Linked DNA regions of Homo sapiens: region 2 is linked to region 1. The links are chromatin loops, found by intact Hi-C in ENCODE. Cell type or tissue: GM12878. All regions are shown on one strand. Links, peaks and the distances in the headings refer to the core of each region. The heading gives the core; the rest is flanking DNA.

Evidence for each region. Hi-C counts contacts between places; a loop is a spot of excess contacts. Peaks named below come from ENCODE experiments on the same cell type or tissue, not always from the same donor. Only the 100,000 strongest peaks of a DNase experiment are listed, where the experiment ranks them.
Region 2: a loop joins it to region 1, with 6 times the contacts of the local background. A loop is called at or near these places in 4 of 110 quality-filtered maps.

What each region holds. Positions count from the first base shown.
Region 1 is chr15:79,000,418-79,016,112 of GRCh38, reverse strand. It overlaps RASGRF1 (Ras protein specific guanine nucleotide releasing factor 1), which reads left to right. Exons shown (of 27, transcript NM_001145648.3): 13 at 704-786; 14 at 9,679-9,927; 15 at 11,938-12,311; 16 at 14,326-14,451. It overlaps LOC105370917 (a long non-coding RNA gene), which reads right to left. Exons shown (of 3, transcript XR_932519.4): 2 at 10,132-10,224; 3 at 3,685-5,387. Among named protein-coding and RNA genes, the nearest start is that of CTSH, 63 kb to the right of the region's middle. RefSeq lists a silencer at 8,692-8,986 and enhancers at 9,423-10,258, 11,187-12,386. In GM12878, for the core only: a CTCF peak has its summit at 8,814 (motif pointing right); DNase peaks (open chromatin) are centred at 8,792 and 11,502; H3K4me3 peaks cover 998 bases; H3K27ac peaks cover 1,453 bases.
Region 2 is chr15:78,929,536-78,943,444 of GRCh38, reverse strand. It overlaps CTSH (cathepsin H), which reads left to right. Exons shown (of 12, transcript NM_004390.5): 2 at 4,274-4,305; 3 at 6,022-6,127; 4 at 7,695-7,765; 5 at 8,363-8,467; 6 at 10,987-11,073; 7 at 11,939-11,994. Among named protein-coding and RNA genes, the nearest start is that of CTSH, 8.6 kb to the left of the region's middle. RefSeq lists enhancers at 147-196, 3,822-4,081, 4,192-4,291. In GM12878, for the core only: no CTCF peak of the experiment used is centred there; a DNase peak (open chromatin) is centred at 4,094; H3K4me3 peaks cover 5,046 bases; H3K27ac peaks cover 6,393 bases.

The sequences.
Region 1 (15,695 bases), core at 3,970-11,969:
CAGTGCAGGGGAAAAGAGGCAGCTCCCCCAAGAGATGCAGTTTTTATTTTTGTTTGGGCGGGTACTTCCTATTCAAAGCAAAATTTGGATTTTGAATATTTTTGGAGGCCGAGTGAAATGTACAATCATCTGTGCCCCTCCCGCCAGCAGCCTTGCCTTCTCCAGGGCCCCACACCCATGGACTCTTCATATGGAAAACCATCCACAGCATCCAAGTGTTGGCACTGTGGTGGTCAGAGGACAGAGAGAACAGTTCAGCACCCTCGTGCAGTGGCGCAGAGGCCCTGCTGGGCTGGCCTCCCAGGAGAGAGATCCCACATCACCATGGATCTGATCTTGTCCTTGACACTGGACCCCAGAGGTCAGCAACAGAATGGTCAGTGTCAGATGCATTCATTTTGCATCCCAGTGGTTGTTTGTAATCAACCCAGTGAGGTAGAAGTCATTATCCCCACTTTGCATATAATGAAACTAAGACTTGAGGTCAAGTAAGTTCCCCAAGGTCATTCAACTGAGACTTGACTTCCGGCCAAAGTCTAAAGGATGCGCCACGCTGACCCTGCCTTTGCCAGGACAATGCCCTTGAAGCTTGAGGACCCTGTATCAGACTGAGGCATGTGAACTTTACAGTTGGCAGAGCTCCTGGTGGGCCTGGGTCCAGGAATGGAGAGCTCTGACCCTGGGGTCCTCTCTCTGATTCCAGTGTGTGGATAACATCCGATGCAATGGGCTCATGATGAACGCATTTGAAGAAAATTCCAAGGTCACTGTGCCGCAGATGATCAAGTAAGTGCCCTTAACCCCATCTTGACCAGGCAGCATTCCAGAGACTGAGTACCACAAGGTGACAGCCAGGACACTGGGATGAGCCAGCTACTGGGGTTCAGAGATGCTGGGCTTTGTCTTTGGGGGTGTTTTGGATGTTTTCTTGTTTGTTTGTTTTGAGTTGGGTGATTGCTATTTGGATGATTGCTTTGGCTTAGTTTTTTGGGTTTTTTTTTTAAATTTTTTATTTCCATAGGTTTTGTGGAACAGGTGATATTTGGTTACATGAGTAAGTTCTTTAGTGGTGGTTTGTGAGATTTTGGTGCACCCGTCACCCCAGCAGTATACACTGAACCCCAATTTGTAGCCTTTTTTTGTTTTGTTTTGTTTTGTTTGTTTTTTGTTTTTTGTTTTTTGTTTTTTGTTTTTTTGAGACCAAGTCTTGCTCTGTCACCCAGGCTGGAGTACAGTGGTGCAATCTCAGCTCACTGCAACCTCTGCCTCCCGGGTTCAAATAATTCTCCTGCCTCAGCCTCCTGAGTAGGTGGAACTACAGGCGTGTGCCACCATGCCTGGCTAATGTTTTGTATTTTTAGTAGAGACAGGGTTTCACCATGTTAGCCAGTATGGTCTCGATCTCCTGACCATCTCGTGATCTGCCTGCCTCAGCCTCCCAAAGTGCTGGGATTACAGGTGTGAGCCACCGCCTCCGGCTCCAATTTGTAGTCTTTTATCCCTCACCGCCTTCCTACCCTTTCCCCCTGAGTCCCCAAAGTCCACTGTGTCATTCTTATGCCTTTGCATCCTCATATCTTAGGTCCCACTTATGAATGAGAACATACAATGTTTGGTTTTCCATCCCTGAGTTATTTCACTTAGAATAATAGTCTCCGGTCCTATCCAGGTTTCTGTGAATGCCATTAATTCATTCCCTTTTATGGCCAAGTAGTATTCCATCATATAAATATAACACAATTTCTTTATCCACTCATTGATTGATGGACATTTGGGTTAGTTCCACATTTTTGCAAATTGTGCTGCTATAAACATGCATGAGCAAGGATCTTTTTTGCGTAATGACTTCTTTTACTCTGAGTAGATACCCAGTAGTGGGGTTGCTGGATCAAATGGTAGTTCCACTTTTCCTTCTTTAAGGAATCTCCACACTGATTTCCATAGTGGTTGTGCTAGTTTTCATTCCCACCAGCAGTGTAGAAGGGTTACAGAAGTCTTACCTTTTCACCACATCCATGCCAACATCTATTTTTAAAAATTTTTTTTATTATGGTGCTTTGGCTTAGTTTTGTTATGGTTCATCTGTTTTGTACATGTGGATTATTTCTGTATTAGGTTGTTTAAAATATAACATTAGGAATGAAACTTTATGTACTCTTTTTTAATAACTATTTTTCTCTTCCTAATTAAAAAATGAATATATAGAACATTTCAAAAACCAGAAAAACCAAAACGCAGGCTCCAGGACCACTGTGTTTGTTTGAACAATCCCCAGAGACAATGTCCTACTAAACGCAGCTCTCCAAGCCCTGGGTAATACAGCCTCCCTCACCTGCACCAGGCACAATTCTCTTGCAGTCACCTGCACGCCTAACCCCCTCACCACACACTCCTTCCTGCCCCAACCCTGGAGCCCACTGGCTCTCTGGCCTCCATTCCCACCTCTGAATTCTGAGCCTGCCTTGCTCATCTGGTGCACGCTAGGACTCTGCTCCCATCTGGGCCATGTTGCTGTTGCCAGAACAATCATCTGGGTAACCCAGGCCTGTTTGCTACTTCACATACATGCTCTGGGGAACTGCAGATGTAATGCGTTTAATGCAGAATATGATTTAATGTGTGAAATCCTTTGTTTCCACTCGCCACCACTCTGAAGTCAAGTCTGATGAAGTGAGTCCTTTATGAACCTACTGTGTGCCAGGAGCTAGCCGAGGCAGTTTCAGGTCCACCAGGTCTTTAAGCCTCTGCACAAGTTGATAAGGAATTATTCCCCTCATGACTACATCACTGAACAGGTGGTGGGGTACAGCAGAAAGGTCTGGCCTTGAAGGCAACAGCCCTGGTCCCCAGCCCTAGCTTTGTGTGTGACCCTCGTCCCCAGCCCCAGCTTTGTATGTAAACCTGGTCCCCAGCCCTAGCTTTGTGTGTGAATATGGACAAGTCGCTTAACCTTTCCGAGCTTGGGTTTCTCACGTTGTAAATGGGGGACATGATAATACCTACCTACCTACTTCCTAGATCCGTTTCAATAATCCAATAAAACTCACAGCTGGAATTACCATTATATGTTTAGTGAGTACCCACTCAATTACCATTATATGTTTAGTGAGTACCCACTCATGCTCTGGAAAGGGTGCCCATTGAGACAGCAAAAGGAGCAGATGAACTTTGGGAGGCCGAGGTGGGTGGATCACTTAAGGTCAGGAGTCCAAGACCAGCCTGACCAACATGGTGAAACCTCGTCTCTACTAAAAATACAAAAATTAGCCAGGCCTGGTGGCATGCGCCTGTAATCCCAGCTACTCAGAAGGCTGAGGCGAGAGCATCACTTGAGCCTAGGAGGCAGAGGTTGCAGTGAGCCGAGACCTCACCACTGCACTCCAGCCTGGGTGACAGAGTGAAACTCTGTCTCAAAAAAAAGAGAGAGTGCGGATGAAACAAAAATAAAATTAAAATCACCTATGAAAGAAAAAAATAACAAAATTTTGAATAATGATGGTGATAAAGTGAATGGAATGTCCAGATTAAACTTACAACTTCAAGGACCCATCTGCTTACCAATCTAAAGCCTGGTTTTCTTCACAGGAGGACCAGGGAGGGGACCAGGGAAGCAGAAATGAGCAGGTGGGGTCTCCGTCCTCGGGAAATTCATCGTTTAGTGAGAGAGAGAGAGACATAGAGAGATTATTAGAAAGCAGTGTAGTGCATGCTGTAAAATGGAATCTGTGTAATCCAGGCGAGGTCCAGAAGATGAGTGATAGATCTACCTGGCACAGTTGAGGATGGTTTCTTATGGAATGGGACATTAGAGCTGGCCTCGAAGGACCAGTTGGAGTTTGCTAGACGACTGAGGGGGAAGGGCATTCTGGGAAGAGGGAACAGCATGAACATAGGTTCGGAGGCAAAAAAGTGCACGGTGTTTGGGGAGAGTGCAGGGTCGAGGAGAGTGATGTCATGCAGGCAATGACCTTGATGCAATTGTGGCCTCCAGGTACACTACCAGACAAACTATTCTAGAGGCTTTGGAACAGATTCATAGGCTAAGTTAAGATGCTTCATTACGGCATCTAATGTATCAATTTTTTTTTTTTTTCTTTGAGACAGGGTCTCGCTCTGTCACCCAGGCTGGAGTGCAGTCGTGTGATCTCGGCTCACTGCAGCCTCTACTTCCTGGGCTCAAGTGTTCCTCCCACCTCAGCCTCCCAAGTAGCTGGGACTACAGGCGTGCACCACCACACCTGGCTAATAGTGTATCAATTACAAACACATAGCAAGACACCAGGGAAAGGCGATGAGATAGCTGGTTAGGCTAGTGTGTGTGCAGATGGGAGGACCACACTGCCTGCATCCTGCTGACACAGTGTTTCTTTGTGCCACCTCTCTCCCTGCCACATCAGCCTTCACTGCTGATGGAGTGAAGTTTGAACCAAGGAGCCCATGCAATGGAAAGCACTTGGGCCAATGGCACAGAATTGCCCTCTCTCTGGTATAGGGACGAGTGCCTGGCCACAGCTGTAGCCGTCAGTTCACCTGGAGAACAGCTACACCTTTCTCTGCATTTCTTGGGCAGGGGACACAGAGGGTCAGAATAGCCATTGCCAATGGGTGGCTGACTTAAGACCTAATAAATATTGAATGTTCCATATGCCTCATGAATATTAAGCATAGCATCAATATTTGGCTATTTAGTGCCATTGGTCCCTCTGTCCCTTCCTATGTTCAGCATGTAGGTGCTCTCCTTGGTATACTGTGTCTAGTATAAATCTTCTGTACTTAGCTTCATCTGTCTTCCTTATTTAATTCTCTTATTTTTATGGCCCAATTTGACTTTCTTAAATAATACAGCGATCCACATGACATAGTGAAAGATGGGGCTGGCGGTGGGCAAGGGTCAGATCACGGTAACGCGACCGGCAAGGAGTGGGGCTTTATTCTGTAGGTGATAGGGCCAAACCCAGGGGAGTGGCAGGCTCCCCACTGCCAGCCACTCTTATGGGGAGAATGGGGAGCGGATAGCCTAGCTGGAGAAAGGTGCAGGGGTGATAGGTGGGAAGTGGGGGGTATTCCTTCCATATGTCTCCCAAAACGTGCTGAGTTTCTGGCACAGTTCCCTGCTCTCAGACTGAGTCAAGAGCATCCTGATTTTGGGTTTGCAAGACAAAGGTATACGCCCCACGTGTCCCGAGTACTCCCACCAGCCCCTAACATGATGCATCCAGGCCTTCCCGCAGCAGCTCTGTGGATGGATGTAGCGGTCAGCGTCTCAGGTCAGCCACCAGCAACCCAAAACTGAAAAGTCTCCTTCCACCTGCCAGGCTCCTGGGGCTGAGGCCCTGCCCCAACATGTGGCCTCAAGAGCAGGTAGACTCAAGGTGGGGGCACTCTCCCTGGGAAAAAAGAAAGAGAAAGTCCTTTACCCTTCAGGCAAGGCCTGTCATTGATGCCTGGGAGATAGGAATACCACTTGGAGCATTCATCAAGAAGTGTTGAAAGATCAGAGAGAAGCAAATCTGAATTTCCACTGAGAAAATGTTCACATTGTAAGGCACTGAATACACTTTCTAGCAGGGATAGCAAGTATCTGGCACTCAAGCCAGTCATCTCCCATCCAGAGCCCCTGGCAGACATTGCTAATGGATCACAGCACTCTCTTGTGTTGAGTCTGGAAGCACAGCTCTGGGCCACTGCTACCAGTCTGCCTACTTTAATGCACTCTCCCATTTTGCAGACAGGGAAGCTGAAGTGCAGGATAGTTCTACAGAATATTGGAAATATTGCCGGGTGCAGTGACTCAAGCCTGTAATCCCGGCACTTTGGGAGGCTGAGGCAGGCAGATCAATTGAGGTCAGGAGGTCGAGGCCAGCCTGGCCAACACAGTGAAACCCCATCTCTACTAAAAATACAAAAAATTAGCTGGTCATTGTGGTGCATGCCTGTAATCCCAGCTACTCAGGAGTCTGAGGCAGGAGAATCGCTTGAGCCCGAGGTGGAGGTTGCCATGAGCCGACATTGCGCCACTGCCCTCCAGACTGGGCGACAGAGTGGGTGAGACTCTGTCTCAAAAGAAAAAAAAAAAAAAACAAACAAAGAGGCTGGGTGCAGTGGCTCACTCCTGTAATCCCAGCACTTTGGGAGGCCAAGGTGGGCAGATCACAAGGTCAGGAGTTCCAGACCAGCCTGGGCAACACAGTGAAACCCCGTCTCTACTAAAACACAAAAAATTAGCTGGGTGTGGTGGTGGGCACCTGTAATCCCAGCTACTCAGGAGGCTGAGGCAGGAGAATCACTTGAACCCGGGAGGCGGAGGTTGCAGTGAGCCAAGATCGCACCACTGCACTCCAGCCTGGGCAACAGAGCGGGAGTCCATCTCAATTAAAAAGAAAAAAAAAAAAGAATATTGGAATTGCCAGAGGCACTGGAACCAACAGTGATTGTGAGGTTTAAAACAGAAAAGGAAAGGAAAAGGAAGGAGTAGAGAATGCAGGGGCTTTTCTTCACTTTCTCTTCCCCTTCCGGTGGCAGGAGCCCACAGAGAAGGTGCTAGAAGCAAACCCTTGCCAGAGGGGTCAGATGATCCCTATTTGGATGCCAGGTCTGGGCTGGATGCTTTGGGATCCGTGACATGGGAGTAGCTGTACTCTCCCTCTGAAACATGCAGCCCAGTGGGAATGACTTGGCTTCATTTGAGAGACAGTTACTGAGCCCCTTCAGCCTCCAGGGCTGGACGTAGCCCTTACTCGATGTTGCTGTCCCAGGCACTTCCTCCAGCCCAGTATTTCTTTTATTATTGCTTCTTCACAGTTTCTCACCTTCCTTTTGAGACTTTTAGTGTTGACTAAAGGAAAAATGATCAACTTTTAAAGAATTCAGGTTTGTTTTCTTCAGAAGCCTTCCTGAGGACTGTAGACGGAGGCCAGCAGCCCGGGAGCCACCCTTCTGTGAGGTCCTATCAGATATCAGCACAGTGTTTCAGCCCACTGCTTAAATGCAGGTGGGGGGCTCAGCACCTGCAGAATCACATCAGACTTGCTGAGAAGTGACACTGAAGCAGAATCACATCAAGGTTTGGGCCTGAGAGTGCGTCTGGTTAGAGATGACAGAGGTGTCATCACTAACCTTATCAGACGTCATATTATGTTTGGGAAAGGCAAAGACGAGGGTCATTTATCTTGTAGGGAGAATAGAGACTCAGGCAAGAGACCTGGGAGGCCATGTGCTCTGGCCTGCTTTGTCCTCAAAGCATCTTTCCGGAGCGCTGCACATCGTCACGGAGTCAGGGGCCTTGTGGAGTCATGCCAGCAAGCAGAAATGAGCAGGCGTGGCTTCTCTCGTTTGCTACTTTGTCTCACGGTAGTGAGAGGTCCCCTCTCTGTCCACTCTGTGTTGCTTCCATTTTCTGTCATTTCAACCTCTTTGTCCTTCTCTGAGTTCTAGGGGACTTTCTCAAATGTGTTTAATAGACCACTCAGATTTTCTGAGTGTCCGATCTGCCATTTGCTGCATCCGTCCCAGCCTTCAATTTAGCACTCTTGTTTTTCATGTCCAGGAAATCCTTCTGACCTTGGATTACTCCCTCTTCATGGTTGCTTCTCAAGGTCCCATAGATGCAGTGTATACTTTCCTGAATCTTGGTGGAAACCAAATCAGGAGTTTTCTAAAATGTTTTGTGTCTTGCAGCAAAGCTAACTTAGAAGGCAGCATTTCCTCGGTTTCTTTGGAATGCTCTCTTTTTGAACTGCAGTATCTTTACGGGCCCTGTGCTTTTCCCATATTGTTCTCATCCTAAAAAGAAATCCCACTGCCCTGCTCATTGAAGGCACTCGATAAAGTTTATTTATTTCAAATCCCAAGAATGCTTCCAAAGAAAAGTATTTAAGAAAGACAGTGTGAAAGGGATGCTATGTCCATTTGCTCACTTCCTCTGAGCACTATCTGCACTCCTAGGTAGAAGATACCCTCGAAAGAACAGGTGAGCCAGGTGCGGTGGCTCACGCCTGTAATCCCAGCACTCTGGGAGGCCAAGGCAGGTGGATCAAGAGGTCAAGAGTTTGAGACCAGCCTGGCCAACATGGTGAAACCCCATCTCTACTAAGAATACAAAAATTAGCTGGGCGTGGTGGCGCATGCCTGTAATCCCAGCTACTCGGGAGGCTGAGGCAGGAGAATCACTTGAATCGTGGAGGCAGAGGCACTCCAGCTTGGGTGACAGAGCAAGACTCCATCTCAAAAAACAGAAAAAAAAAAAAAGAAAAACTAGATAGTCTGGGCACAGTGGCTCACACCTGTCATCCCAGCACTTTGGGAGGCCAAGGCAGGAGGATTGCTTGAGCCCTGGAATTCGAGACCAGCCTGGGCAACATGGTGAAACCGTGTCTCTACCAAAAAATACAAAAATTAGCGAGGCATAGTGGCATGTACCTGTAATCCCAGCTACTGGGGAGGGTAAGGCAGGAGGATCACTTGAGCCCAGGAGAGCAAGGCTGCAGTGAGCCATGATCACACCACCGCACTGTACTCCAGCCTGAGCAAATGAGACCTTATCTCATTAAAAAAAAAAAAAAAAAAAACTAGATACGGCCATCAGCATGTAAGTAATAAGGACAAACAAAAAATAAAGAAGTAAATAAAAAGAAATGAGCACTATATTTGATTCTAAGATTCTTGGTAGTCAAAACAAAAAGTAAAACATGATTACAAAGACTCACAACATCCAAAAAATGAAAACCCAGAGTTGCCCAAGAGTCCTAATAGCTCCCATTGGATGACCAATAAAAGACGATTCCAGTGGCGTAAGCACCAGAGGGCGCTGTGTGGTACAGCAGCCTTCAGGGCCACTGGTTCCCACTATGCCCTGTAGAGGCTGCTGACCTCAAGTTCACAAGCAGCTGAAACAAGACCCCTGCAAGTTCACCCCATCTTAGCCCCTTTGTTCTGGCTAACTGCACTGGACACCTGTCCTTACATCTTGACAGCTGCTAGCAGATCAAATAGACCACATTTTGTTTTTCCATGTATCAGCTGATGGACACCTGGGTAGTTTCCACTTTGGGGCTATTACAAATAATGCTGCTAAGAACATTCATGTACACATATTTTTTTTTGAGGCAGAGTCTCGCTGTGTCACCCAGGCTGGAGGGCAGTGTCACAGTCTCGGCTCACTGCAACCTCCATCTCCAGGGTTCAAGCGATTCTTGTGCCTCAGCCTCCCTAGTAACTGGTATTACAGGTATGGGCCACCACACCTAGCTAACTTTTGTATTTTTAAGAGAGACAGGGTTTCGCCATGTTGCCCAGGCTGGTCTTGAGCTCCTGACCTCAAGTGATCCTCCCACCTCAGCCTCCCAAAGTGCTGGGATTACAGGCGTGAGCCACTGCACCCCATCCACATACACATTTGTGTAAACAGAGTTCCTTACGTCTTGTGAACTCAACAACAAATGTTTTTAAATTTGTAATACTTCTCCAGTATTTCTAGGGGTTTTATAATGGAGAGTTTTTAGGATATTGGGAAAAAGAAGTTGTAGCCCTCCTTCAGTGTCATCCTTCCCAAGCTTGTTCTCTTAATAAGACCATCCTGTGTTGTCAGTGTGTGGGGGAAGCAGTGATGAGCAGGCCTGGTGGGTGCCATTCAGATGCCTTTAGACCCACATCACCTCTGCATCCTTCCTCCCCTCTCAGGTCCGACGCCTCCTTATATTGTGATGATGTTGACATTCGCTTCAGCAAAACCATGAACTCCTGCAAAGTGCTGCAGATCCGCTACGCCAGTGTGGAGCGGCTGCTGGAGAGGCTGACGGACCTGCGCTTCCTGAGCATCGACTTCCTCAACACCTTCCTGCACTCCTACCGCGTCTTCACCACCGCCATCGTGGTCCTGGACAAGCTCATTACCATCTACAAGAAGCCTATCAGTGCCATTCCTGCCAGGTGGCTGAGGTGCCCTCCTCCTCCCATGCCCGGAGAGCTTCCAAGCCTTGGAGGAAAACTGAGCTTGCACGGGGCCGGGGGGTGACCTGGAAGGTCCCTGGAGGAGCAGCAGTAACGTGTTGGGGTGCTGCGGGACACACACCGCCACTGCCCCCTCTCCCCAGGAACCAAGCCTCCCTCTGCAGAGAGGCAGGGACAGCTCACCTGCCTGGTGCTACTGCTCAGTCTCAGCTGCTTCCATCTCCACCTGCCAGGATCCTGGGGTGTGGAGGGTGCTCTCACCTCTTAGCCCCGCTCCTGGAAGCACAGGGTCCCACCGTCACCAAAGGACAGTGCTTCCTTTGGTGAAAAAAGAGAAAGGAAATGAGGAGGGGAAGGAGGACAGAAGGAGAGAGGGAGAGGGAGAAAGAAAAATAAAGGGAGAGAGGAAGGAAGGAAGGGAGGGAGGGAGGGAGGGAGGGAGGGAGAAAGGACTCTTACCCCTGCTTTGCTTAGACCACCTCCTACTCTAAGAAATGATGGAGCCCTTTTTGGCCTACTTGGGGTGAGTCAACATAAGGAGTGCAGGCCACCTTAGCCTTTGCTTCTCAAAAGTCATGGGGCAATGAAGGACTTGGCCAAGGCTGTCCAGCAGTAGGCCAAGTTCAGGGATTGGCTCAGGCCCCTAATGGACTTCACTGCATCCAGGAATGGTAGGTGATTATCTTTTCCGAGAGGCCACCTACCCAGATCCCAGTTGTGGACAGCCCATCCCAGCCCTCAGAGGCTCAGAGGCTCTCTGAGTGCCCTGCCCCAAAACACCCTAGGCAAGACATTATGCCAGAGCCTCAGCTCTAGGGCTGCCTGGAGCAGAGCTCCTGAATCACACTGGCTCCCCAGGGCTCCCCAGGAACCTCACCATTCCTCCCCCAATCCACACCTCTGCTGCCAGAGCAACGCAACGACCCAGAATACACCCGTTCCCTCTTCTGTTCCCTCCTCCTGCCCCCACCTCAGGCCTCACTGGGGCAGGGTACATCTTGCCTCTCTGCCCTGAACTTCTGAAACCTCAATGATCAGATTCCCAGGGCTCTGAGAAAACAGAAGCAAACATCCCATCCAGGATGGATTTACCCCCTAAAAGTCACTGAGATCATTCCCAGGGGCCCAGCAGACAGTGTCCTTCCTTTCCCAGCAGCAGTGCCCTGCAGAACAAAGAGGCTGGTTCAGAGCCAGCTCTCAGCCCTATGGCCTTGGCTGAGTCCCTTAACCTTTCTGAGACTCAGTTTCCTACCTGTGACATTCCTGCAGTTATCCTGTAGGAATAAGAGTGCCTACGTCCTGGGGCAACAGTGAGGGTTAAAAGATCAATCCTATCCTGTGTGCAACGTGGAGCAGACAGCCTCGATGAGACAAGCTATGGTTTGCAATGTTCTGGATGTATAACCTGTTTCCAGCCTGGCCTGAGGTGGAACCCTGTCATGAGGATGGTAGGGGCCACTTTCAGCTTCCCATCCCCCTAAGTTTGCATATAGGGCCGCTCAAGCCCCAAAGCAGGTGGAAAGGACCCTGCGTTTAGAGTAGGAGGCATCAGATGAGTCATTTCCTGTCTCTGAGCCTCAGCTTCCTCATTCCACAAAACATGCCTGAGGACCTCTCTAAGGATGAGGCCAGAGAGTGTAGGCGGGAGCAGGCCCTGTGTGGGATGGAGGGGGGTTTTGCACAGTCCGCAGCTCAGGGGACCCTTAGCACTTCAGGTCAGATGCTGCAGCTGCTGCCCTGAGGGGGTGGGGGGGCGGAGCATAGAAGCCCCAGATCCTCTGCCCAAACCATCCAGAGCAGGACCCTTGGCCCCAGGCCATTTAATCGCATTGTCCCTGCTCAGAGGATCAGCTCAAGTATGGGTTTCAGGGATCCTAAGAATGATGGAGCCGTTGCTGCCACTCCGAGCCCCACCGGAGACGGCCCCCAGGCCTAGGCGGGCAGGCAGGCCTACGCTAACTGTCATTTTCACCCCCGCCCTCCCCACAGGTCGCTGGAGCTCCTGTTTGCCAGTGGCCAGAACAATAAGCTCCTGTACGGTGAACCCCCCAAGTCCCCGCGCGCCACCCGCAAGTTCTCCTCGCCGCCACCTCTGTCCATCACCAAGACATCGTCACCGAGCCGCCGGCGGAAGCTCTCCCTGAACATCCCCATCATCACTGGCGGCAAGGCCCTGGACCTGGCCGCCCTCAGCTGCAACTCCAATGGCTACACCAGCATGTACTCGGCCATGTCACCCTTCAGCAAGGCCACGCTGGACACCAGCAAGCTCTATGTGTCCAGCAGCTTCACCAACAAGATTCCAGATGAGGGCGATACGACCCCTGAGAAGCCCGAAGACCCTTCAGCGCTCAGCAAGCAGAGTGAGTGGCCATGCCGTCGGAGCTGCCCCCCAGCCTCCCAGCCCCACTGAGGCTCAGCCTGGCCCAGCAAGGCCTCAGGGCTGCTCTTCCTGCTCCCATGGGGAAGGAAGGGAGAGGCTTGGGGGTCCCACCAGGCAGATAGTGGAGGCAGCACAGAGTCTGGGCGGTGCAGAGAGGTAGCCGTATGTGGGAGCCCAGGCTGCGGGGGGAGGCAGGCAGAAATTCCCAGGGCATCGCCACACTTTAGATGAGTCAGTTCCCATCACGAGCAATTTAGGCATCCCTCTGCCCTGACCACAGCATCCTACGGCATCCCTGTGTTTGTCCATGTCTGCAGAGGACAGGGCCTGGGCCAGGCCCATTCAGGGCCCGGGAGAGAAGAGGTCGTCAGCAGCTCCTGCCCCCTGGGATTCAGTCTGGCTGAGGACCCAGACCAGACACTGAAATGTGGACACCTGATACGAATGGCTTGTGTCAGGAGGATGCTCCAGGGGCACAGAGGTTGGGGTGGGAACACCATTAGGAGCGTCATAGAAGGCTTCCCGGAAGAACTGTTCGATCTCAATTTTTACCAAGAGGAAAGGAGAACATTCTAGACCATGGGAACAGGATGGGAATGACTGAGGAGCAAGAAAAGGCCTTGTGTGTTTCGGGGACAGCTGGACGCCAGGCAGACCTGGAATGCTGAGTGTGAGACAGGCTGGAGATGATTCCAGGACAGGCTGGAGCCTCCCTACTCTCAGGGTTTCTCCTGACTGTTCTAAAAGTGTCAGGTCTGGTTCTGATTTAGATCCGAACAGGCCACATCTTGGGTGCCACAAGCATTGTCTCGGTTAGCACATGAGAGCACGTGCACACACGCACGCACCCACGTGCAACCAGGGGCTGGTCAGACGCCCCAGGCTTTGAGGAGGAGGCCTTTGAAGAGGGAAGGATTTCTCTCCTCTGAGCTGGCAAGAGGGAAGGCAGAGGGCACCCCCAGCAGAGGGCACAGCTGGGGCAAGATAAATCCTCCGCCAGGCTCCATACCAAGTAACACTCACCGTGGCACATGCAGTTAATGGGTGATGCATGCAGCTGAAAGTCAGTCACCAAGGAAATGGCCTGCCAGAAATTTCATAATTTCACATTCTGAAATGTAACGCAAGGCAGTCCTGAGAAGTCATCTGGTACCAGGCTTCTTGACTGGTGATCCAGGAGCCCATGAATCTAATTATGTGCCAAACTGTGTGTGTGTGTATATGTGTGTGTATGTGTATTTGTTATGTATAAATGTGTGTGCGTGTGCATGTGCCTGTGGACATTCTTGTCTAAAGAGAAGACCTGTGGCTTTGTGTTCTCAAGGTCAGATGCAACTACATCCACTTTCTACGTGGGTAAACTGAGGCCCAGAGCAGTTAAGAGTTTCTGACCAAGACCTCACTGTGCCAGACCTAGGCTTTTAATATAATTCATCAGCCTCCCCAGGGTGTGTGGACCAGGAGTCTCCCAAGATTAGGAAGCCTCTATAATTAATTATCCAAGACAGGACATTTTAAGAGTGACCAGGGGCACGCGGCAATAGGTTAAAAGCAGAGGAAAACTGGAGCAGATGGTCACCTTAACTAATAAGCTTCACCAAAAAAAAAAAGAGAGATCGTGTAACTCAAAGTGTGGTCCGTGGACCAACCACATGGCCATCACCTGGAACCTGTTAGAAATGCAGACTCTCAGGCCCTGCCTGAGACCCCTGAATCAGAATTTGCATTCTGACAAGATCCCCAGGTGTGTCTGGTAAGGTTTGAGAAGCCCTGGTGGAGCAAAAGCCACCTTGGAGATCGACAGTGCTCATTAGCAAGAGAAAGGTTCTGATGAGTCCTGCGGGAAACAAAGCTGTTAAACTTTCTTCAGTGGCTGTATCCCAAGTTTACTCTGTTTTGCCTCAGTAAATTATAGACATAAATTTTAAAATCAAATATTTAAATTTTAAAATTAAAATTAAGAAAAGTAAAATTATTTATTTCTTTTCTCCCAGGCTCAGAAGTCTCCATGAGAGAGGAGTCAGATATTGATCAAAACCAGAGTGATGATGGTGATACTGAAACATCACCAACTAAATCTCCAACAACACCCAAATCAGTCAAAAACAAAAATTCTTCAGGTACAATGCACCAATTCAAAACCACAAATAGATTTCCAGTTTGGGAGAGGGCAGTAGGTCAAGTCGAGTCAAGGCAAGTGGGTGTCATCCCTTATGCTTTATGAGTGACTCCTAAGAGCAGTAACTTTTCTGATATTTCATAACCCACCCACCACCACCCGCCCCCCGCCACCCCAAGGGAAGGGGCTGTGGGCACTGGAACATTGGCTGGGTAGATCCTGCTCTTCAACTCAACCAAGTCACTCTCCCAACTTCAGACAAGACTGCCTTGAGCCCACCCAGCACAGGTGGGCAGGGAGGCTCAGCATCTAGGGCTCATTCGTGGAAGATCCTGATTCAGAAGGTGCTTCCTGAACCCCAGCACAGGTGGGCAGGGAGGCTCAGCATCTAGGGCTCATTCATGGAAGATCCTGGTTCAGAAGGTGCTTCCTGAACTGAGTGCCAGGCTCTGCACAGACCCCTTTCATCATCTTGACAGCTTTGCAAAAAGGCTAGGTGTTTCAAATAAGGGGAAAGACTCCAAGAGGCGGTGACATTGCTCACCCGCAGTCCCAGACTCCTGATCCTGAAGGATCCTTGAGAAGCAGTCTTGGTCTCCGGTTTTCATAAAGCCCTTTCCCCTATACAAGGGGGCTGTGAGATACCCAATGGTGAGAGAGAGCTCCCAGGGGACCCACCTCCCAGGCAGCCCCTCCCCACACAGCTTTCTCCAATGTCCCTGCTCTCACATGCAAAGGGCCGCCTGCAGCCTGAACTCCCCACTATCCAGGCTTTCAAAAGGAACCCAATAGGTAACAGGGTCACCGAGCTTTAGAGAGAAACTGCCTGGACATACTGCAGCCCTGCCACAGCTGCTCAGACACACAGAAACAGAGCTCATGGAGAGCCAAATTTCAGAAATAAGCTTTGAGTCCTTAAAATAAATCATATGTGCCTCACAGCATTAAATACTGCTATTTTGTCTTCAGTAGTCTGGATTGCTTTCCAGAGACAAGATGAAACCAAAGGTTTCAAGAGTAGGTTTCTCCTATCATTACTACTAAAAATTATGATTATTATTATTATTACTAATAGCAATGATATTCCATGGCATTTATATAGCTTTTCACCTAACACAAAGTACTTTCATCTATGTTATTGCCTTTAATCTTTATATCCACCTTTTGAAGCTTTATCCCTATTATTCAAAGGAGACTACTGAAACCCAGAGGGGTTAAATGACTTACCCAAGGTCACACAGCTAG
Region 2 (13,909 bases), core at 980-8,979, 70 kb after region 1:
CAGCCTGGCCAACATGGTGAAACCCTGTCTCTACTAAAAATACAAAAATTAGCTGGGTGTGGTAGCCAGGTGCCTGTAATCCCAGGTACTCAGGAGGCTGGGGCAGGAGAATCGCTTGAAACTGAGAGGTGGCGATCACTCCAGCCTGGGTGACAGAGTAAGACTCCATCTAAAACAAACAAACAAACAAACAGGGGAATACTGTACTTTCCTGAAACCTGCTGTAAATCCAGGCAAGGTATTATGGCACTTTTAAAGTCCTGACTAGATTGGAATGGATCTATTTTAGGGTAAGGCACGGTTCACCAGCAGATTATTCTGGCCCCAGAATAATCTCTCCAGAGGCAAACTGGTAGTCAATTGTCCTAAACTCAAACCCTGCCTCCAACTCTTGTCCTGAGTTGAGGTCTGTCTTCCTCTAAAGCCCTCAGCTGCAGCAGGGCCCTTAATCAAGATCTGGAATCCCCTGAAACCCTAAAGGGAGCCATGTTGAGGAAATGTGCATTTTCCCCAGGGAAAACGGCCATAGATTGGTCTCTGGAACAGGTTCGAGACCCAAAAACGGAGATCTAAATGCTGTGTGGTAGTGATCTTCACACTGGAGGTATGGATCCTTGGGGAAACAGGAAGATATTTCAAGTGATGCCGGCAGAGAGTGTTCTGGAAATCCATTTACAGACCTTTTATTTCCAAGTGTCCTCTTTGCTAAAACTGGGAGAGAGCCCCTGAAGGCAAGGGGGAACCTCTTTCCTCTCATTCAATCTGAACCTGAACCCATGGGTATAAAAACAATAGGGACAGCAAACAAAAAGACAAAACGGTAATAAATCGTTCATATCTGGCATTCTCAATTCCTCAAGGAAACTGAATTGAAGAGGAGAGGACTTCATGGGGATATCAACTGATGAGGTCTTAAAAATAATGTTGAGTGAGGCCAGGCGTGGGGGCTCACGCCTGTGATCCCAGCACTTTGGTAGGCCAAGGTGGGTGGATCACCTGAGGTCAGAAGTTTCAGACCAGATTGGCTAACATGGTGAAACCCCATCTCTACTAAAAATATAAAAATTAGCCGGGCGTGGTGGTGGGCACCTGTAATCCCAGCTACTTGGGAGGCTGAGATAGAATTGCTTGAACCAGGGAGGTGGAGGTTGCAGTGAGCTGATATCGTGCCACTGCCCTCCAGCCTGGGCAACAGAGCCAGCCTCCTTCTCAAAAAAAAAAAAAAAAAAGAAGGAAAGAAAGGGAGGGAGGGAGGGCTGAGTGATAGAGCACCATGGGATTGGATGCACAGAAAGGAGTGCGAAGAATTAAGTGGCATTGCTCTTAAAAACTGCCTCCATTCCCAGCTGCTTATTTGAGCAGGGTTTCCCAGCCCTTTGACCTATAAGAAACAAAAATAAGACCAGAATTAATGCTGAACCTTTTCTCAACCAAACAATATTCACTCATGAAAATATAAATCCATTGCGGGGGATGGGCAGTAGAGTACTGTTTATCACATTAAGAGATGCATTTCTGATACAATTTTACTTTTGATGTTTAACAATTACTTTTCATAATGTATAATACATTTGAAATGTTTTAATCAGTTGGGACACTAATAATAATTATGATTACTCAATCCAGAATAAATTTTTTTTTTTTTTTTTGAGACGGAGTCTCATTCTGTCGCCCAGGCTGGAGTGCAGTGGCGTGATCTCGGCTCACTGCAAGCCCCGCCTCCCGGGTTCACGCCATTCTCCTGCCTCAGCCTCCTGAGTAGCTGGGACTGCAGGCGCCCGCCACCACGCCCGGCTAATTTGTTTTTTGTATTTTTAGTAGAGTTGGGGTTTCACCGTGTTAGCCAGGATGGTCTCGATCTTCTGAACTCGTGATCCGCCCGTCTCAGCCTCTCAAAGTGCTGGGATTACAGGCATGAGCCACCGCGCCCAGCTCCAGAATAAATTTTTATAATATTCACAGATGTATGGGTCACAGGTAGTAAAAACATTTAATTTTTTTTTTTTTTTTTTTTTTTTTTTTAGACAGAGTCTCGCTTTGTCGCCCAGGCTGGAGTGCAGTGGCACGATCTTGGCTACTGCAACCTCTGCCTCCCAGGTTCAAGCAATTCTTCTGCCTCAGCCTCCCAAGTAGCTGGGACTACAGGTGCATGCCACCACGTCTGGCTTATTTTTGTATTTTTAGTAGAGATGAGGTTTCACCATGTTGGCCAGGCTGGTCTCAAACTCCTGACCTCATGATCCACCTGCCTCAGCCTCCCAAAGTGCTGGGATTACAGGCATGAGCCACGGCGCCCAGCCAAAATAAATAATTTAAATTTAAACTTTTTGTTGTTGTTGCAGAAAAGAATGTGAAGGTGATCAAGCATAAAAATGTATGTTCCCTTAGGATAAAATTCTGCCAGGTGGGGATGGAGATAGGTGTTCAACAAGAAAAAGAAACTCTGTATAATATCTGACTCTTTTTTGTTTTGTTTTCTTTATTTGAGATGGAGTTTCGCTCTTGTCACCCAGGCTGGGGTGCAGTGGCACAATCTCGGCTCACAGCAGCCTCCGCCTCTCAGGTTCAAGCGATCCTCCTGCCTCAGCCTCCTGAGTAGCTGGGATTACAGGCGCCTGCCACCATGCCCAGCTAATTTTTGTATTTTTAGTGGAGCTGGGGTTTTGCCATGTTGGCCAAGTTGGTCATGAGCTCCTGACCTCAGGTGATCTGCCCACCTTGGCCTCCCAAAGTGCTGGGATTACAGGCGTGAGCCACCACACCCCGCCTAAATACCTGACTCTTATAGAAAAGTTTGTTCATGTTACTGATGGTGGATATCAAATCATCATGGTATTTAGATTCCACTGGCTAGCTTTAAAAGAATGATATAACAATCTTATTTTTAGAGATTTTTTTTTTTTTTTTGAGACAAGGTCTCACTCCTGTCACCCAGGCAGGAATGCAGTGGCGCTATCATAGCTCATTGCAGCCTCAACCTCCCAGGCTCAAGTGATTCTCCCGTCTAATTTTTTTTATTTTTTTGTAGAGACGAGGTCTCACTTTGTTGCCCAGACTGGTCCCAAACTCCTAGGCTCAAGGGATTCGCCTGTGTCAGCCTCCCAAAGTACTGAGATTATAGGCTTGGGCCACACTGCCAGGTGTTATTTTTAAATCTCAATATTTATAAGTTGGAATATGTCTTTGGAGGTATTCAAATTTAAAATGAAATGTTTAGATAAGAACATACATGGGGAAATACGGCAGGAATCCAAAAACAAATGGCTGGCCTGCTTTTGTAAAATATTTTGTCTTGTTTGTTTTATTATGTTTTTGATAATATCTGTACATATTTGGGGGTACATGTGAGGTTTCGTTTTTGTGAAGTCTTGCGGGAACGCAGTCCTACCCATTAATGTTCACAGTCTCTGTGGCTGTCTCTGAGCCGCAGGGGCAGAGTTGAGTAGTTGTGGCAGAAACCATATAGATGGCAAAGCCTGAAATATTTACTACCTGTCCCCATAAGGAAAAACAGTGCTTGCCCTTGGAATAGATAGGTTTGTTTTTTGTTGTTGTTGTTTTTGAGACGGAGTCTCTCTCTGTCGCCCAGGCTGGAGTGCAGTGGCACGATCTCGGCTCACTGCAACCTCCGCCTCCCGGGTTCAAGCGATTCTCCTCAGCCTCCCGAGTAGCTGGGATTACAGGCACACACCACCATACCCAGCTGATTTTTATATTTTTGTGGAGACAGGGTTTCGCCATGTTGGCCAAGCTGGTCTTGAACCCCTGACCTCAGGCAATCGGCCCACCTCGGCCTCCCAAAGTGCTGGGATTACAGGCATGAGCCACCGCGCCCAGCTGGAGTAGATAGCTTTTTAAATTAACTTCTTACCGAAATATAACTTCATACAGAAAGGGGCACAAATCATTGAGTATGCATTTCCACGAATTTTCTCAATCTAAACACACTCAGTTAACCAGCGCCCAGTTGAAGAAACAGGATATGAGCAGCATCCCGGAAGTGCTTTCTGCACCCCGACCCAGTAGGCATAACCACCATCCTGACTTTCAACACCATTGACTAATAGTATATACTTTTTCACATTAATTTGGGGTACAAAACCAGGAAGAGTCGGAGTTTCTTTTTGCATTCTGCATTATATAACACCATTTTTGGTGTTTTAAATTTAGTCCAGTTTTCGAAAATGCAAATCAGTTCTAAAGTGCCCTACTTTGCTATAGACTCAACATTACTGTGATGCGCCCAGACCTAATTTTTTTTTTCTTTTTACAGAGAAGTTTCACTTCAAGTCATGGATGTCTAAGGTCAGTGCCCAACTTCTTCTTTTTGAAGTTTTTCATTTCACAAAGTTTCCTGTTATCAAACCAAACTGTCCCAGATTTGAGACAATGAAAAAGGGAATTTCCAACTTTGCCTAGTGGGGTCTTTCCAGAAGTTGAACTGGCCAAACACTGGGAAAGATGCAGTTAAGTAAATTCCTTCCAAATAGTGGTCCCAAGTGATTAACTTGGCTGACAGCCTTCCAAGCCCTGGGATTCATTTCTGTATTTTGTTTTCAAAGCACATTGTGGAGAATGTAAATTAGTACAACCATTGTAAAAAAAACAGTATGGAGGTTCCATCAAAAACTCAAAACAAAACTACCATATGACCCAGCAAGCCTACTACTGAGTATATATCCAAAAGAAAGGAAATTAGTATATTGGAGGGATATCTGCACCCTCATGTTTATTGCAGAACTAGTCACAATAGCCAAGATATGGAATCAACCTAAGTGCCTATCAATGGGTAAAGCAAATGTGGTGTATGTACACAATGGAATATTATTCAGCCATAACAAAGAATGAAATTCTGTCATTTGCAGCAACATGGATGGAACTGGAGGTCATTATGTTTAGTGAAATAAGCCAAGCATAGAAAGGCAAATATTACATGTTCTCACTCGTATGTGGGAGATAAAAAAGTGGATCTGATGAAGAAAGACAGTAGAATGGTGACTAGCAGAAGCTAGGAAGGGCAGGGAAGCAGGGATGAAGATAAACTGATTCCTGAGTACAAAATATTTTTTTTTTTTTGAGACAGAGTCTCACTTTGTCACCCAGGCTGAAGTGCAGTGGCACACTCTCGGCTCACTGCAACCTCCACCTTCTGGGTTCAAGCGATTCTCATGCCTCAGCCTCCTGAGTAGCTGGGATTACAAGTGTCTGCCACCATGCCCGGCTAATTTTTGTATTTTTAGTAGAGATGGGGGTTCGCCATGTTGGCCAGGTGGGTCTTGAACTCCTGACCTCAGGTGATCCACCCGCCTCAGCCTCCCAAAGTGCTGGGATTACAGGCGTGAGCCACTGCACCTGGCCCAAAAATAATTAGAAGAAATGAGACCAAGTGTTCAAAAAACAAGTAGATTCAACTGTAGTAAGCAATCATTATTTTGTATTTCCAAATAGCTAGTAGAGAATAATTTGAATGTTCCCAGCATAAAGAAATTTTTAAAGTAATGGATCTCCCAATGACCTTGATTTGATTATTACACATTATATGAATGTATCGAAATATTACATTTACCAAAAAAAGTACATCAGTTATATATCAATAAAAAATTATACACATTTGTTTTTAGAAAACCAAAGCACACTGTGTACTGGTTGCAGAATCAGTTGGGGAACACCAGTGCATGTGCTTTTGAAAAATGGTGATCTTTGCTGTAAACTTGACCCAGCACCAGCAGTGGCGTCCAGGAGTGCCCCACATGTGGCAGGTTTGTTCACCAGTGCCTCTTGGACCACATTCTGACTTTCACGCAGCTGCATGGTCTTCATTCTGGCCACAGGTCCCTGAAAACGGGGTTGTTTTGTAACTTCCCAAATTTCTCAGCAGTACCCCGCCCATTAACACAGATTTGGCCTGAGAATCATAGCAGAAAGAAAACCTTCATCTTTCCTCTTAGGAAAACAAAAAGGTCTCCCTCTAGGGAGCTGCAGCCTGTTTCCATGACTTGCTACTGGCGTGTTTTGTTTTAGCACCGTAAGACCTACAGTACGGAGGAGTACCACCACAGGCTGCAGACGTTTGCCAGCAACTGGAGGAAGATAAACGCCCACAACAATGGGAACCACACATTTAAAAGTACGTGGAACGCCTTCCTTCCTTCCTGGAAGGATGTCAGTTAGTGACCCAGCCCATGAAAGGGCCCGCTGGGGGCTGGTGGGTGGAGGGAGCAGAAGCCCAGGCTCTGAAGCTGTGTTTGGCTGACCTCAGATTGTGGCTCCGCTGTTACTCTCTGTGTAATGTGGGATCGTAAATTTGGGACAAAGCCGGTACCCCTCTGGGTGGTTGTGAAGTTTACAAGAGACTCTGTAGAAGCCCCTGCCCCATTCCTGCCATCTGAGGGTCCAGCCTGGAAGCCAAGGTCTGTCTTTGGATTGTTGCGGGGGGTAGGGGTTGCTCATGGGCTCAGAGCAGCCCCTGGGAGCATCTGCCTTCACTCCGGATTAATTTCACTAGAAACTCACATAGGCCGGGCGCGGTGGCTCACGCCTGTAATTCCAGCACTTTGGGAGGCCGAGATGGGTGGATCACCTGAGGTTGGGAGTTCAAGACCAGCCTAACCAACATGGAGAAACCCCATCTCTACTAAAAATACAAAATTAGCCGGGCTTGGTGGCGCATGTCTGTAATCCCAGCTATTTGGGAGGCTGAGGCAGGAGAATCACTTGATCCCGGGAGGTGGAGGTTGCGGTGAGCCGAGATAGTGCCATTGCACTCCAGCCTGGGCAACAAGAGTGAAACTCCATCTCAAAAAAAAAAAGAAACTCACACGCACGTCCAGCGTATTTTCTGAGGACTCTGAGAAATATTGGTAGTTGACTAAATTGGTAATAAAGGCATCAAGCATGAGCTGGAAAGAAACTTGGGCTTGAACCTCATTTCTGCCCAGTCCTAGCCTGTGACCTCCAGGGATGCTAACATGGGCAGTAAAGAGGAAATGAGCCCAGGTGTGGTGGCCCACACCTATAATCCCTAAAGACAGGGTCAGGAGTTCGAGACCAGCCTGGCCAACATGGCAAAACCCCATCTCTACTAAAAATACAAAACTTAGCCGGGCATGGTGGCAGGTGCCTGTAGTCTCAGCTACTAGGGAAGCTGAGGCAGGAGAATCGCTTGAATCCGGGAGGCAGAGGTTGCAGTGAGCCAAGATCGCGTCCCTGCCTCCAGCCTGGGTGACAGAGCGAGACTCTGTCTCAAAAAAAAAAAAAAAAAAAAGAAAAGAAAAGAAAAAGCAGAAATGATCACGCATCCCTGCTGGGGCTGTGTAGAGACCAAATTAGGCAGCAGGTGGGAAGGCCCCTGGCACCAGTGGAGTGGTTCTTTACCTAGCTATCCATCAGACTCACGAGGGGAGTATCTAAAAAAGTAAGTGCCCAGGCCCCACCCCAGACCAACTGCATTAGCATCTCTGGAGTACGGCCCGGACATCTATACCATTGAAAAAGCTCCCCAGGTATTTTGGCAGCACTGTAAGGGCTGATTGAATTATCTACTGAATTATATTAAATACAAAAACTTAAAGGAGATGGGTTGCAGTGGTTCTAAATACGACACAGGTAAACAGGAGGTTTCATCACTTTTTCTTGTTTCTTCATTAGTGATTCACTAACCATTTCTGTTTTGGTTTTTTCCTTCTCTTTTGTAGTGGCACTGAACCAATTTTCAGACATGAGCTTTGCTGAAATAAAACACAAGTATCTCTGGTCAGAGCCTCAGGTAGGTATAATTCATTGCAACCAAATCTGAATCCTTTTACTGAAACCTTTGGAATAAATTTGGAGCCTGCTCTGCTTCTAGGCAGATTCAGTCCCATCCCCAGATGCAGCTGAGGGTATCCCCAGATTCTTTGGGGGAACCAGAAGAGTCAGCTCTCAGCAGTTCCTCAGTCCAGGCCCATGGCCTTAGCATTGTGGACCCTTAACTTAGGGCTACCAGATTAAAATATAGATACTCAGTTAAAAATGAATTTCAGATACACAACAAGTAATTCTTTAGCATAAGTATATTCTAAATATTGCACAGGATATACTTACACTACAAAGTTATTTGTTGTTTACCTGAAATTCAAATTTAACTAGGTGAGCTGTATTTTTATTTGCTACATCTGTCTACCCTATCCTAATGCTCTGGACTCTCAAGGGGACATGTCATTTAGCACTTGGGACCAGTAGACAGGAGAGGGAAGGTTCTGAGAGCTGCAGCCTTTCTTATTCTCTCTTGGTGATTCCATGTTTATACATTTCTTCTTCTTGTTGTCAGAAAGGTTTTTGGTTTTGTTTATTTTCCTGAAAATAATGTGTTTGGTTGTTCCAGAATTGCTCAGCCACCAAAAGTAACTACCTTCGAGGTACTGGTCCCTACCCACCTTCCGTGGACTGGCGGAAAAAAGGAAATTTTGTCTCACCTGTGAAAAATCAGGTATGCCTGGCAATCTCCATCCTCTCCCTGCAAAACGGCCACACTCCCAGACAATACACCAGGAAGAACAACTCAAAAGGTCCACAAAACCACCACAAGCACATCCCTGCCTCTGTTTCCTCTCGGCATCTCTCCAGCCCTCTTCCTTTGAGGGGCCAGGGAGGTCAGCACTTCTCTAGGCTGCTCTGGAGGATGCAAAAGTTCCTCTTTATTGGGCTAAAGTTTACTCCCTTCCTTCCCCACGCCCCAGATTTTCCCATTGGTCCCAGGTCTCTCCTACAGAGCCATCCAAAACGTTATGTTCCCTGTGCCCATCTGGACACCAGAACCCCATGCATCTCCTCTTCCCGCCTCCATCTTCTCCGAGCCACCAGGGTCCAGCCCCTGCCCTGGCTGGCCGCCTCCCTCTGGTTAGTCCATGTGTCATGCATCAGCAAGCTTCTCATGGCAGGGGCTGGCCTCCGTGGCCCTTGCTGTGGGGCACAGAGGGCTTGGCAAGGTGAGAGGCCCTGCCTTCCTCCATGGGGGAGCAGTCTGGGGGCATCTCAGCACAGGCCCTGTCCCAGAGAGTCTGGACCCTGCCCCCGCTGTTCTCCCGGCCTGCTGCGGCCCCTCCCCTAGCAGGGAACCTGCCGTGGCCTTCTTCAGAAGGATGCCGACCTCTGGACTCTAGGAAATATGAGGTGAAGGTTTCCTTCCTGGAAACTCCTGGCTTTCCATCGAAATTCTCCATGAGAAATGTTTTTTCACTTTCCAAAAAGCCATCCATGCAGCACAGCTTTAAAGCCTCCCGGGCTTGCAGTGTTCCTGGAGCCTGCCAAGTGCTGGATGTTTAACTAGCATCAGGAGCCAAAGCAAACCTCCCCTTGCAGCAGGAGGTGGAGTAGAAGCCTGCCTTTGCCCCGTGACATTTTTAGACCCTCTGAGAACCACATGACAATTCAGAGCAACACGTAACCTAAACCTGCCCACCACTTGGACAGGTGGGAAAGAGAGGCCCACCAAGAATTTTCCAAGTCCTCCTGTTAACTGATCCTGGGCCATCAGGCAGGACGCAGCCGGCTGGGCTAAGGGAGCGGAATGAGGTGCTTCCTGACGCAGATGTGTGCCGTCTCTTACTGTGGCCGCTGTGTGGGGATAGAGACGGACAGCAGCCACAGCGTCCATCAGCTCAGCACCCTCCTTGAGAGTTTCTCACTTTACAGAGGGAGAGCCTGAGAGGGAGGGTGGTTTGCCTGAGGTCCAAGGTAAGTAAGTGACAAAGGGGACTCAAAACCAGGCCCCTGCCCCAAGTCGAGCACCCAAGGGTCAGCCGAGCTCCGCCTCCTTCAGCAGTGAGCTTAGTCTCCCCCGAAGTGGCCACGTCTGCCTCGTTGACTGTCTCATGGACCCTCTCACCAGGCCGTCCCTCCCTCCCCCAGCTGAGAGAGATATGTGAAGGGAAGAGATTGGGTGAGGCCAGTGTCAACCTAGGGTGATGACCTGGGAGGCAGGTAGGGGACTTAAGAGACATTTCAGAAGTAGAAGCTGGAAGACTGAACCAGCAAGGTGAGGAAACAGAGATGAACCTGAGAGAAATCCTTACAGCAGCCACCAGCATTGTGCCCACGGGGGTGACTGCCTGACCAGCAGAATCTGACTTAACCCTGCTAGCGCCCTGCAAGCAGGAACCCTCGCCATTCCCACTTTACAAGCAATGAAGCCAAGGCTTCGAGAGGGGAAGTGACTTGCCCAGGTCACCCACCTGGTGTGTGGCAGAGCTGGGATGTGAACCAGGCAGGCAGGCTGCAGCCCCCCACACCTAATCCTCATGTTATTCTGGAGGTGTTGTGAATAAGGGGGCTAGGCAGCGGCAATGAACTGTTAGAAGGTGGGGAAATGGGTGGATGGGGCGGGTCCCCCAGAGTCTGGGGTGTCAGGGGTGTCTGGGTGGGGTTGTCTGGCAGTTAGTTGGATGTCTGAGCCTAAGTGGAGGTCAGCACTGGGCTAGGGTTTGGGGAGCTGTTAGTTTAACAGGACTGGGCAGAAGAGACTGGAGGTGGAAAGGTGAGAGAAGGTTCTAAAAACAGAACTTTGGGGCATCCTTCTGCAGGGAACCAGTAGGGAAAAGAGGAGCCAGTGAAGATCGAGAAGGAAGAGAGCCAGAAGACTGCAGAATGGGGTGGGGGACTCCAGGCCCTGGCAGAATGGTGGGGATTGGCCACCAAGAGGTGGTGATTGGGAGTCCACAGGCACTGGTCAGAGGCCACCTGCTGCTCCTGCTCCTTTGCAAGCCTCTCAGGACTTGCGAGGCTCAGAATGAATGGATCTGGAACAGGGCTTGCGAGCCTCAGAATGAATGGATCTGGAACAGGGCCTGCGAGGCTCAGAATGAATGGATCTGGAACAGGGCTTGGTAAACTGCCAAGGCACCTGGGGACTCGGGAGCTCTGGCAGGGTCAGCAGAGGAAGGCAGAAGGCAGGGCTGTCTCACGGCGTCCCCATCACTGATGTCCTCTGCTCTCCCCTGGCCTTTCCAGGGTGCCTGCGGCAGTTGCTGGACTTTCTCCACCACTGGGGCCCTGGAGTCTGCGATCGCCATCGCAACCGGAAAGATGCTGTCCTTGGTAAGAAATCAGCCACAGGCGACCCCCTGCGGAGGACACCCCATCCTGATGTGGGCCAGGCCTGGGCCTTTGGTTTCCCTGGAGCATTGGCTAAGGGTGCTGTTTCAGGTGGACCCAGATGCCCCAGCCTTGTGGACATCTGGCATGAGAATCTCAATTGATGCTTTTCCCGGGAAGGATCTGAGTTTATTAAGGAACCGGCCCAAGGGCTCATTCCTAGATGGATCTGGGTGGTCCTTAGCTTGACAGCCTGGAGCCTTCCCGGCGGAGGGGTTCAGAAAGGCGGAGCCTGCCTGGTGGGTAGCCAACTAGGAGCTACACCCTTCCCAGCAGCCTCAGTTGTCTTCATGAGGGAAGAGCCGGGACCTATGCATCCATCCCCTCGCCCACAAGAGACGGATGATGCCCCTGAAGGAACTATCCTAGCCCCTGCCTCTGTGGAGAAAGGAGGGACAGTGCACAGCCGGCCTGGTGATGCCATGAGGACCCTGGGTTGTGGACAGGTGGGGGTAGGGTCTCTGGCTGGGCCTGTTTCCCCCATCCTATACACCGCTGTGGGACCCCACACTCTGCATCGTATGGGCACACCTACGGGGCAGGGGTTTGGACCCAACAGCCCTTGCCCCCTCTCACCTTCCCTGGCTGCCCCTGCTTACTGAGCCCCTCCCGACATGTGCCAGCTGCTGGGCTGGCACTGCAGGACATACAGCAACTGTCCCTGCCCTTGGGGAGTTTATAATTTGGTCACCTTGACACAGCACTGACGGGGCCTCAGATGTGGCTCAGCCAGGGAGGCTTAGCGCCTCACGCCAAAGCCTTGACGGCTTCTCAGCTGGCAGGTCACTGGGTTGTGTCCTTCTTCCAGGCGGAACAGCAGCTGGTGGACTGCGCCCAGGACTTCAATAATCACGGCTGCCAAGGGTACGTCTCTGACCAGAAGGGGCCCAAAACTTCCTCATTTCCCACTGACCGCTTCGACAGGATCCAGTGTGTGCTGGGTCTGCCACAGATATAACCCACCACTGCCCTGGGCGATGGCAAAATGGTCTCTGTTGTACAGGGGTGGTCACCTCACATGGCCAGGTCTCATAGCCAGGACAGGGCAGAGCTGGAATCTGAGTCCAGGCCTCTGTCCTCTCTCCACTGTATCACCTGGCTCTCCACAGTGCGGTTGGCCTCACCCGCCACCAAGGCCTCTGGGAGTGTGGCCAAAAGAATTTAATAGAGTGAGCAACACACCATTACACATCATCCTCCAAACCCGAGATCCACACACAGATACAGGGTTGGCCTTTAGATGAACTCACTAAAGTCCCAGCCTCCCAAGCTCATTGCGCCCTGTGAGGGTGAGGTGGCTGTGTGTAAGGGCTGTACCTTGCCTGGACCTGCTTTCCTGGCCCACTGTAAAGCAGGTTGCCAGGAATTTGCTGACATTTCTACAGTGACTCTAGCCCTCCCTTCATGCAGTGCTCTGAGACATTTCTGTGGTCTTTGCTCACCTGGCACATGGTGTGCATAAAGCCAGGCTCTTGGGGTGCCGTGCCTCGACTCCCCTCCACCTCCCTGGGGCACATCCCTCTCCCAGACCCCAGCCCCTCTGAGCTGGCTCTTCCTCCTGCAGGGAGCCGTGCTGCAGCCAAGTCCTGGGGACCCAGGGGTGACGTCGTAGCCTGCTCTCAGATCCACCATCATGCTCAGTGTCCCCTTACTTTTGGTCTGTTTCCACTCCACAGCTTAGAAACCCAACCCATAACAAGAGTCTGACATTTGGGCACTCTGGGGTCCCACCGTTTTTATTTTTTATTTATTTATTTATTTATTTATTTATTTATTTTTTCTTTTTTTGAGATGGAGTCTCGCTCTGTTGCCCAGGCTGGAGTGCAGTGGCGCGATCTCAGCTCACTGCAAGCTCCGCCTCCCGGGTTCACCCCATTCTCCTGCCTCAGCCTCCCAGGGAGCTGGGATTACAGGCGTGCGCCACCACACCTGGCTAATTTTTGTATTTTTAGTAGAGATGGGGGTTTCACCATGTTGGCCAGGCTAGTCTCGAACCCCTGACCTCAGGTGATCCACCCACCTTGGCCTCCCAAAGTGCTGGGATTACAGGTGTGAGCCACCACATCCAGCCTGTTTTTCAAAGGAGTCTATTTGCTTTGGTTCAGGACAGTACTTCCTTTTCTCATTCATACAACAAATATCACAGAGCACCCGCTGTGTGTAGGCCCTGGGGATACAGCGCTCAGCAGAACTGGAAGAGCGGGCATTCTGGCAGGCTCAGAGAGACCACAGTCAAGGCTAGACTAGGTCAGGCGGTGCGGAATGCTATGGAGAGAAACAGAGAAGGGACGGGGATTGCTGGGCAGCTGCTGAGTTTTTGTTTATTCTGGGAGGCCACATGATGTAGAAAAGACCCACTTTTGGAACCACTTCCCAGCTTTAGCTGTGTGGCCCTGGCCAGGTTATTCAGCCTCTTTGCCTCAGCCAGTGACAGCATCCACCACACAGGGTCGACACGAGGGGTCAGGGAGTCATGCCTGGGAAGCACCTGCCCAGGGGCTCGGCTGTGGCGATGACAGTGCTCTGGGCTGATGCTGTTGACCATGGTGTGGGGCTGTGCACTCCTGACAGAGCGGCTGGCCTTAAGGGGTCTCTATCCCACTGAGGCATGTTTGGGCTGGTCCTTGGACTCCGGTGGCCTCATCTGAGTTTGCTGAGTCTTATCCCAAGGCTGGGCCTCTCAGAGACCCCCTCTGCCACTGGGACATGCCCAACCAAGTCCCCAGCCTGCCAGGCCAGATATCTCGCCACGCCAGTCCCCGAGGGCCCCGCCTCTATC